2 separate regions of the Homo sapiens genome follow, and region 1 is linked to region 2. A link is a loop called in an ENCODE intact Hi-C map of the cell type or tissue named here. Cell type or tissue: OCI-LY7. All regions are shown on one strand. Each heading gives the region's core, and the rest is flanking DNA. Links, peaks and the distances in the headings are about the cores only.

Region 1 (4,397 bases), core at 235-4,234, 56 kb after region 2:
ATATCAGTTACTATAAAGAGATTCTATCATTAACATTTATTATATTTGCTTTATCACATATCTATCCTTCTATCTTTCCATCAGTTTATCTTACTATTAAATAACACAAACAGAAAAAAACACATAAACAGGAAAAAAAAAACCACAGCCAAAAATAAGCATCTGTATACTCATAAAATTACCCTTGAACGGCCTTTGTTCATGAACCACTGTGGTTCTCACAGTGTGTTCCAGGGATCCCGGGGCCTCCAAGACCCTTGTACATTCGTAGGATCAAAACTATTTTCATAATAATCCTGAGATGTTATTTACCCTTTTCACCCTCATTAGTCTCATGAGTACAGTGTAGTTTTCCAGAGGCTGCATGATGTGATATCACAAGAGGTTGAAGGCAAAAGCAGATATGAGAAGCCAGCAGGCTGTCTTCTATTAGGCCAGACACTTAAAACGCTTGCAAAACTGTAAAACAATTCTGCTCGTTCCATAAAATTGTTTTGTTCGGAAAATGTTATTTAAATAAAATATATTTTTATGTTAACAGGTAATCAGTTTATTATTTTAAGTGAATTAATAACTAAGTACAGTATTTACATTTTTTTCTCAATGTTAAACTCTGTGAAAGAAAATGAAGTCATTAAGGCTAAGGCTTTAAAGAGGGGTTGGGAGATTTCAAGAGGATTGCACTCACACCTGCTAAAGGTCAAACCACAGGATGTTGCAATAGACTCGGAAAACAACTGAAGTCAGTCTTCGTCTGCCTTCAACATCTCTCAGCTGGGAATACCCTAAGTAATCAATAAGAATGGGTTTGCAATTTAGGATTTCTGACCAGCCATTGGACTACCTTCAGAAATAACTTGTGGTGGAAATCCCCTATTAAAAAAAACCTCTCTGTGCTTACCTTATGGGACACTATTCAGAGCTGATCTGACTCAGTTTACCTAAGCTGCACATCTTGGTTTCCTGAATAAGTGGTATTTCCTTTCACCTCTGTGTCAATTTTTTGACAGTAATATGGTGAATATTGATAAATTTAACTCATGTAAACAAAAGCTCATTGGCATCTGCAATAATTTTTAAGATAGTAAAGAGTACAGTGACAAAAATTTGGCGGCACTGGAAAAGCCAGCCTGCCCTGGTCTGCACTGCCTTTGAAGTTACCCAGCCTCCACTGGTAAATGTTAGAGCCAACCTCTTATTTGGTGAAAACACACTTCGCATAAACTGGCTGGAAACACATATTTAAACCAAACCCTTTTTTGTACTTATTTGGATTAAAAGAAAGCTTTCATTAGAAAACATAAAGCCTATTTTCTTTTTAAATCAAGCCACAATTCTAACCAGCAGAGGATGAAATTCAGCAAGGAGAGAATGAACAGAGGCAATGAGAAAGGCATCAGATCATTATGAATGGGATGCAATGCGCGTGCTTAGGAAAGATTGATTTGAGCAGCGCATGTAAACAGTCCTGGCTGTGGGGGAAAGTTTCCTTCACATTTATCTTCTCTCAAAACCAAGAGAGAATTTGCTAGTTCATTTTTTTCCTATTAGCTCTGCAGTCTTAAAAAAAGATTGTACCCTACTCTTGTGTTGCAACAACTTTCTTTCCTATTTACCCCAACTAGAAGGACAGGATCATGTTTCTGCATTTCAAAACTGTATTTCAAAAACCATTTCAAGAACTATACCATTCCAGTTCTTCAGCTTTATTTTGTAGGCTATTTGTGTGTGTGTGTGTCAAAACAGGCTAAGCTCCAATTTTGCCTTCAGTCCTTTAAAACTGTAGCACAAAATGCAAGGTCAAGAGGTAGCATTTAAAGACATCGTCCCACATGGTCTATTTTTGGTCTCTCTTTTTGATGATATATAGTTTTGGTTGATGCAACTTGAAGATGTTCACCTGGAGCCCTTGATAAAGGGACAAATGTCACAGAGCTGAGAAGCCATCTCTTTCGCATGATCCCAAGATCTCCAGCTATGCTTTATCTCCAGTAAGACTGATGAGAACTAGCTGCTTCAAATACAAATGAGAGCCTCCTTTTATCAATCTGGCAAGGTAAATTCTTGTAAAGGTGGGCATTCTCCTTCACCAAGGACAAAACAAAGGGGAAAGAACTTCAAGTGCAACTGCAGGGATTTAGGCTGAATGTCGAGCAAAACCTCTGTGAGTAAATGTTATCTACCAGCTGGGGACTGAGCCAAAGCAAAGGTCAGCGGCCATCTCTTTCAGAGAGGGAATGGTGCCTACCAGATTCAGTTGAGAGACAAAGTCAACATCAGTTGCCAAGAGCCTCTGCTTGGCAGCCAAAGTCCAGAAGATCAGTGACAAGGAGACCAAAGGAGAAAACATAGGGAGCCATGGAGCAGCCACACAGTGCCCTCCACAGCACCTCTTCCTTACCCTTTCACCTCTCTCCATCCCGATCATTCCTGGGATAATCAATTAGAGATGCGAAAAATATTGCAGTTCTCAGGGGAATATCTTAGGGTGGATTTTCAACAACACAACCTATGATGGTGTAGCTAAAGAAAAACCTTGGCCTCTCTACCTCTTCCCTCTCCCTCTCTTTCTCCCTCTCTCTCCCCCATCCTTTCTTATCCCAGGCCCATGATACCCAAGAGACAACAGAACAGATTCGTGAAATCAATCACACGGGTGAATTGCCCATCCAAATCAGGGAGCTTGATTTTCTAACTTAACGTTAAATCACCTCACACATCTCTTAAGGCCAGAGTCACTACAGAGACACAACATTGCTAAAGTTGAGCTTGACAGTGTCAGAGGGTCAGACTCCTGGCTTGGTCCTCAGAACCCCAGAAAGAAGGCAGCTGGAGGAAACCAGCAGTGTGATCTCACTGCAAGGTGCAGTAACAGCACAGGGGTGGGGCTGCTTTATAAGGCTTTTGATTAAATTCAGTGCTGCCAAAAGGACTGAGGGACTTTAGTAGGCAAAGGCATTTATGAGTAGGAACTGACTTTTCTGGGCTGGGCACGGTGGCTCATGCCTGTAATCCCAGCACTTCTGGAGGCCAAGGCAGGCGGATCACTGAGCTCAGAAGTTTGAGACTAGCCTGGGAAACATGGTGAAACCTCATCTCTGCTAAAAATACAAGAAATTTAAAAAAAAATTAGAGGGGTGTGGTGACATGCACCTGTAGTTCCAGCTGCTCAGGAGGCTGAGGCAGGGGAATCACTTGAACCCGGGAGGCAGAGGCTGCAGTGAGCTGAGATTGCACCACTGCACTCCAGCCTAGGTGACAGAGTGAGACTCCATCTCCAAAACAAAACAAAACAAAACAAAAACCTGACTTTTCTGAATTTGGCTTCTAGACAAAAAAAATACTACTTTGAACTAAGTCTCTACATTAAAACAGATTCACATCATGGCATTTGATCCTCATGAGAATCTGCCCCTTTTTACTCTCTTGCACTGGTTAGTGATTCTCCCACACCAAGAAATTGCAGGAGACTGAAAGGAAAAACAGACTGAGTTATCAGTGGGATCATCAACATTGATGAAATTTATGAGTTAATGCCAGATTCTTTGGTATACCTTGCCTATGAGACTCAAGTCGGTTTTTGAATTTTTTAGGTCTATTTGTTTGGTTTCAGTCTTTACTGTCAACCATCAGTAACAGATGCAATAGATAAAACCACTTGTTCAGTTGATTTAATTTGGTTATTTGCAGTGGTTTAAAAGAAGTGTTTTTGTTTTTGTTTTTGGGGGGTTTTTTGTTTGCTTGGTTTTTTGTTGTTGTTGTTTCTTATTTTACCCTGGCTCACACTGGAATCACCCAGAATTTTAAAAAATACTGATGCCAGGGTCTCACCCTAAGAAATTTTGATTCAGTCGGTCTGGGGTATGTCTTGGGCATGGAGAGCTTTTAAATTTCTCCAGGTGATTTTCATGTGCAGCCATGCTTGAAATCTACTGGCTAAAAGCAATGGTTCTCAAATTTAGCATGCCTCAGAATCACCCAGCATGCTGGATAAAACAGATTGCAGGACCCCACCACCAAGTCCTAGGTGCAGATGAGCCCCAGTTCCCATAAGATCTCATGAGATCCCAGGCAATGCTGATGTTCCTGGCCCGATGACCACCCTTTGTGAACCACTGGCTTAAATAATTAGTGCCAACACTTTTCTCTAAGATGATTTTCATTACATTGATCTGGCGCCAAGGAGAGTGCTCTAAGAAGCAGACATCCAATAATGACAACATCCAGTGGAAATAGAGCCTTCCTATCTCTTAGACCTCATGGAACTTCTTGGGTTCTGAGACTATTTATATGTATACAAGAGAAGGGACCAGACTGTGGTAATGGGTGCCTAGGCAAGGGGAATTTGTATCGCTTCTGCTGTGGTTTCTGGCCACAATCCCTCATTTATATGTCCT
Region 2 (4,397 bases), core at 199-4,198:
TTTTCCCAAACTTATTTGGTGATGGGATGCTTTTTATTGTACCATTTATTAGTAGGTTTTAGAACTAGTATCCCTTGGTTGGAAGAAGAAACAGAAAAGGAATACTCTCCTGTATTTTATCCTGCACACTCCCACACTGAGAAGGGTGAACTCACAATAACTTTGCAGAGCAGGATGGACGGTGGATGAATGCTTATACTTACATAGGGTTGCTGCATCTGGGGCCAGTTTATTTATGGGGTTTAAAATGAGTTCACACATCATTAGAAACTCAGGGCAGTTTGCAGGTGAGAACACTGAGACCTGCTTTTAAAACCTTCCTTATTGGGAGAGAGTTCAGTGGATGCCATATAAAGTCATTCTCTCTTTCAAGCCTCTTTGAAGTGTGAAAATCAGCATCTGCCACTACTTTACACTAATTTCATGTTTGTGAAAAAGGAGATACAGGCTGTTGGTTTTGTGCAAATAAATGAAAACTGCCCAAATGAGAACAAACAGTGGTTACTTATTCAAAGGTAACTATAACAAGGGTGGCCATTATCACTTGTGTTTGGCAGGCTCAAAGGCGGGCAGGGGATGGGAAACCCCCCTTTATAGGTTAGAAAAAGAGAATACTTCAAGCATGCTCTGATTGGAGGTTGTTGGCCTAGAGAAGCTGGACATGGCTAACTAGAAGTGGGGCACCTTAAGTGATTGTATTAGGGAATACATTTGGCCTTCCCTGGTTGGTCCCAAGTTGGAAGCAGAGGTAAAAAATAGGGACGCTGACAGTCACTGACCAAGTCCTGACCATTCTGAGTCAATTGCTGCAGAGACTGTGTTTTGGTTGCCTAGGCTAGCTTCTGCAGAGGTTTTACATCAGAATTCTATCATTATATATGATCTGGCCATTGTCTATTTGTATACTGATTTTCTCAGCTTATAATGTGGACTTTGATGCTTGAGAAAATATCAATCTAATTAAACCTACTGACCCTTGGAAAATTTAGAGTGAGTGCTATGCCTGCTCTGGGTTACTTCTGGAGAATGGCAGTAATCATGCATTCTATTTTTATTCAAATGCTCACATAGAATACACTGAGTCAGGTAAAAGCACACGTTTTATCACAACTACGGGATCTGGTTAGATGGTCGGCTTTTTAATTTCATGGCCGCTCACTGCCACTACAGCAGCCGTCGGCAAGTCTACAAGGTCTGTTTTGAATTCGAAATTGAAAGTATGGCAAACCAAACAGGCCTGATATTGACATTTTGGAGCAAGCTGCTTACCTCTCTGCATGTCAGTGATGTGCTTTGCTTTGCCTTCTCTCTTTATTTTCTTAGATATCTATTAAAGCCTTTGCATTTATCCAAGAATCATAATATGTACATCCAAACTGTCAACCCAAAAATCTGGTCTGAAGTGACGACTCAGTTTCAGTTGAGGGAAGAGGCAATCCTGCCCTCCCACAATGGGTTAGGCCTTTTTTGTGTTGCTATAAAGAAATACCCAAGACTGGATAATTTAGAAAGAAAAGAGGTTTGTCTCATGGTTCTGCAGGCTTTACAGGAAGCAGGGTGCCAGCATCTGCTTCTGATGAGGAACTCAGGAAGCTTACAATCATGGCGGGAGAGGAAGGGGGAGTATGCAACTCACATGGCCAGACTAGAAGCAAGACTAGAAGCAACGTGTCACACACTTTTAAACAACCAGATCTCATATGAGCTCACTCATCACTAAGAAGATGGCACTAAACCATTCATGAAGGATACATCCCTGCAATCCAATCACCTCTCACCAGGCCCCACCTCCAACATTAGGGATTACATTTCAACATAAGATTTGAAGGGGGCGTCTGAGGTATATCCTCTACCCCCACCAGTAAAAATCTACAAGAATAGTCCCCAAATCTTGAATGAATGAAAACAAATGGAAAAGAGGCATCAAATAGGAAATCAGGAAAGTATCAAATCATGGGTCATTTTAATGTGTCTCAGAGATTTAGGTTTAATGAATATTTAACTTTTTTTTTTTTTCTGGTGACAGTTGAAATGAATAGTCAGGTTGACAAGGTAAATGACCCAACAGAGAGTCAACAAGAAGATCAACTAATAGGTAAGATGCCCCTTGTGGTGAGATTTTCAATGATCAACCAGCCATAAGAACTATTTGCAAATGACATACTGGATTTCCCTTGGTTTTGCCAAGTCCCCACAGCATGGCTTGGGATAAACCTTGAAAATCTTTAAACCAAATAACACAGCGTAAGGGGAAACGATCACCCCTAGAAGCTTGCCATCTTGAAGAGGAAAAGATGAGCTACAGCACATTCAAATCATGTATACCCTGGTTTTCTGTGCTTTGACAAGTAAAAAATGTCTCCATCCATCTCACCCCCTGGCCTCCTGGAGTGGTCAAATTATTTCAGAAACTCCAAGCTGATTCTGAAGCATTGCTTTTCTAGAAGCTACCTGCTGAGTTGCTTGGTATATCTGTCTTTAAGCATAACACTCAATCTTTGCCCTGGAGTTTGTATAAAGGAATATGAGTGTGTTTGGACAGAAACAAGCCTGCCTTAGGTCCTGTTTTTTTCACACCACTACCTGTGGACCCGTGCGTCTGCACAAAGGTTTGTTATGTTGAATGAGCTTCAGGGAACTCCCAGGAAAATAAAAAGCCTGGGTTTGTTACGTTGAATGAGCTTCAGGGAACTCCCAGGAAAATAAAAAGCCTGGTCCAGATCATGTTTAGGAGTTTTTCCAGACCAACATTCTAAATCTCTCAGTAGAGACTAAAATATATTTAGAATGATGAGTGTAACTGAGTCCAAAGCCAGTACTGCTTGCTTCATGGCAGCCAATACATCAAGAGACAACGTGTTGAGGCAAGGAAAATGACTTTATTCCAAGAGCCAGCAAACCAAGAAGATGGCAAATTAATGTCCTAAAGAATCACCCTAAATTTATAGAATTTTAGGCTCCTTTTCTCTTTGAGGAAAAGGAACAGAGAGGTGGTTGAGATCAAGAGGTGACAGACATCTGGACTGCAGCAAGGGTTCAAGGGGGAGTTGTGAAACGTCTTTGCCCTTGGTCAGGTCACATTGCTCCTATAAATCTTTAACATAATGTTGTTACTTGTGTGCATACTGTCTTTATCTCTTCGGTGGTTAGTTTTGGGAAGGAACTATTGTCATCTTTGCTTTAAAGTTGAACTATAAAGTAAATTCCTGCCGTAGTTAGCTCACCCTGCATGAAGAGATGAGCAAAAGCAATCAACCTAAAAGATATCACTGGACGGGGGCAGCGGGGAGCAAAATGGAGCTAGTCATGCTAAGCCTCCTTTACACTGCTACCTGAGTGGTCTATAATCCTCTTCCATACCCTGAGGGCTGATGAGAAGAATTAGAAGAAGGAAATTATGCTTGATGTTATAACTGTTCCAAGTTCTGGTTTAAAATATTTAGTTGTTAAAAAAAAAAGAAAAAAACCTATGGAATAAATGAATCATGGGTCATCTAGTGTAAGGCACAAATAATGTGTTGACACCCTTGCCCCCTGTACCTCCTTGCACTCACTGCATGTTCTTGATGGTTCTCTACACTTTCCTAAGAGGCTTGGCTTTACCACTCTTGTGCTCCAGCATCATGGAAGAATAAAATATGGGAATGTGTGAAAGAGTACATGTCTTATTCCTGTATGGTCTTGAATATCCTATAAAACTAAATGTAATGGTATCTGTGTAATGCATGTATAGCATAAGACTGCTAAAAAGTATAAGCTCATACAAACATGTTCTTATAAACATTTCTCCTTTTTTTTTTTACTTTCTTTATATATTTAAAATACCCTGCTAAGCTGCAGAAATGATACGGTTGAGGAGTTTCCATTAAAAAGTAATGAAATGAGACTAAACTTGAACAATTTAAATGCAAGCTCCTCAGTGTTTCCTTTCCTTTTACCCTTTTGCTGCCAATAAACTATAGGCTTCTTGTCTAGACTTTTTTCTTACAGACATTATTTCTTTCCTGTGTGACCAGTGTCCAGATGAAGTGCCAGGATTAGTCTGTTTTTCTTGGTTAATATCAAAATGATATTTTTCTTGAAAATAAAAATGAACTCATATGTTAACCCAAATGAATCAGGTGTCAAAACTTTTTTTTTTTTTTTTTTTTTTTGAGACAGAGTCTCACTCTGTCACCCGGGCTACAGTGTAGTGGCACGATCTTGGCTTACTGCAAACTTCACCTCCCTGTTTCAAGGGATTCTCATGCCTCTGCCTCCTGAGTAGCTGGGATTACAGTCGCGTACCACCACAACTGGCTAATTTTTTGTATTTTTAATAGAGATAGGGTTTCACCATGTTGGCCAGGCTGGTCTTGAATTCCTGATCTCAAGTGATCTACTTGCCTCGGCCTCCC

What was found. Hi-C counts contacts between places; a loop is a spot of excess contacts. Peaks named below come from ENCODE experiments on the same cell type or tissue, not always from the same donor. Only the 100,000 strongest peaks of a DNase experiment are listed, where the experiment ranks them.
Region 1: a loop joins it to region 2, with 4 times the contacts of the local background. A loop is called at or near these places in 3 of 110 quality-filtered maps.

The regions. Positions count from the first base shown.
Region 1 is chr20:16,098,699-16,103,095 of GRCh38, forward strand. No RefSeq gene overlaps it. Among named protein-coding and RNA genes, the nearest start is that of KIF16B, 470 kb to the right of the region's middle. In OCI-LY7, for the core only: no CTCF peak of the experiment used is centred there; no DNase peak of the experiment used is centred there.
Region 2 is chr20:16,042,545-16,046,941 of GRCh38, forward strand. MACROD2 (mono-ADP ribosylhydrolase 2) reads left to right here. Exons shown (of 18, transcript NM_001351661.2): 17 at 2,027-2,095. Among named protein-coding and RNA genes, the nearest start is that of KIF16B, 530 kb to the right of the region's middle. In OCI-LY7, for the core only: CTCF peaks have their summits at 2,094 and 2,309; a DNase peak (open chromatin) is centred at 377; H3K4me3 peaks cover 275 bases; H3K27ac peaks cover 2,696 bases.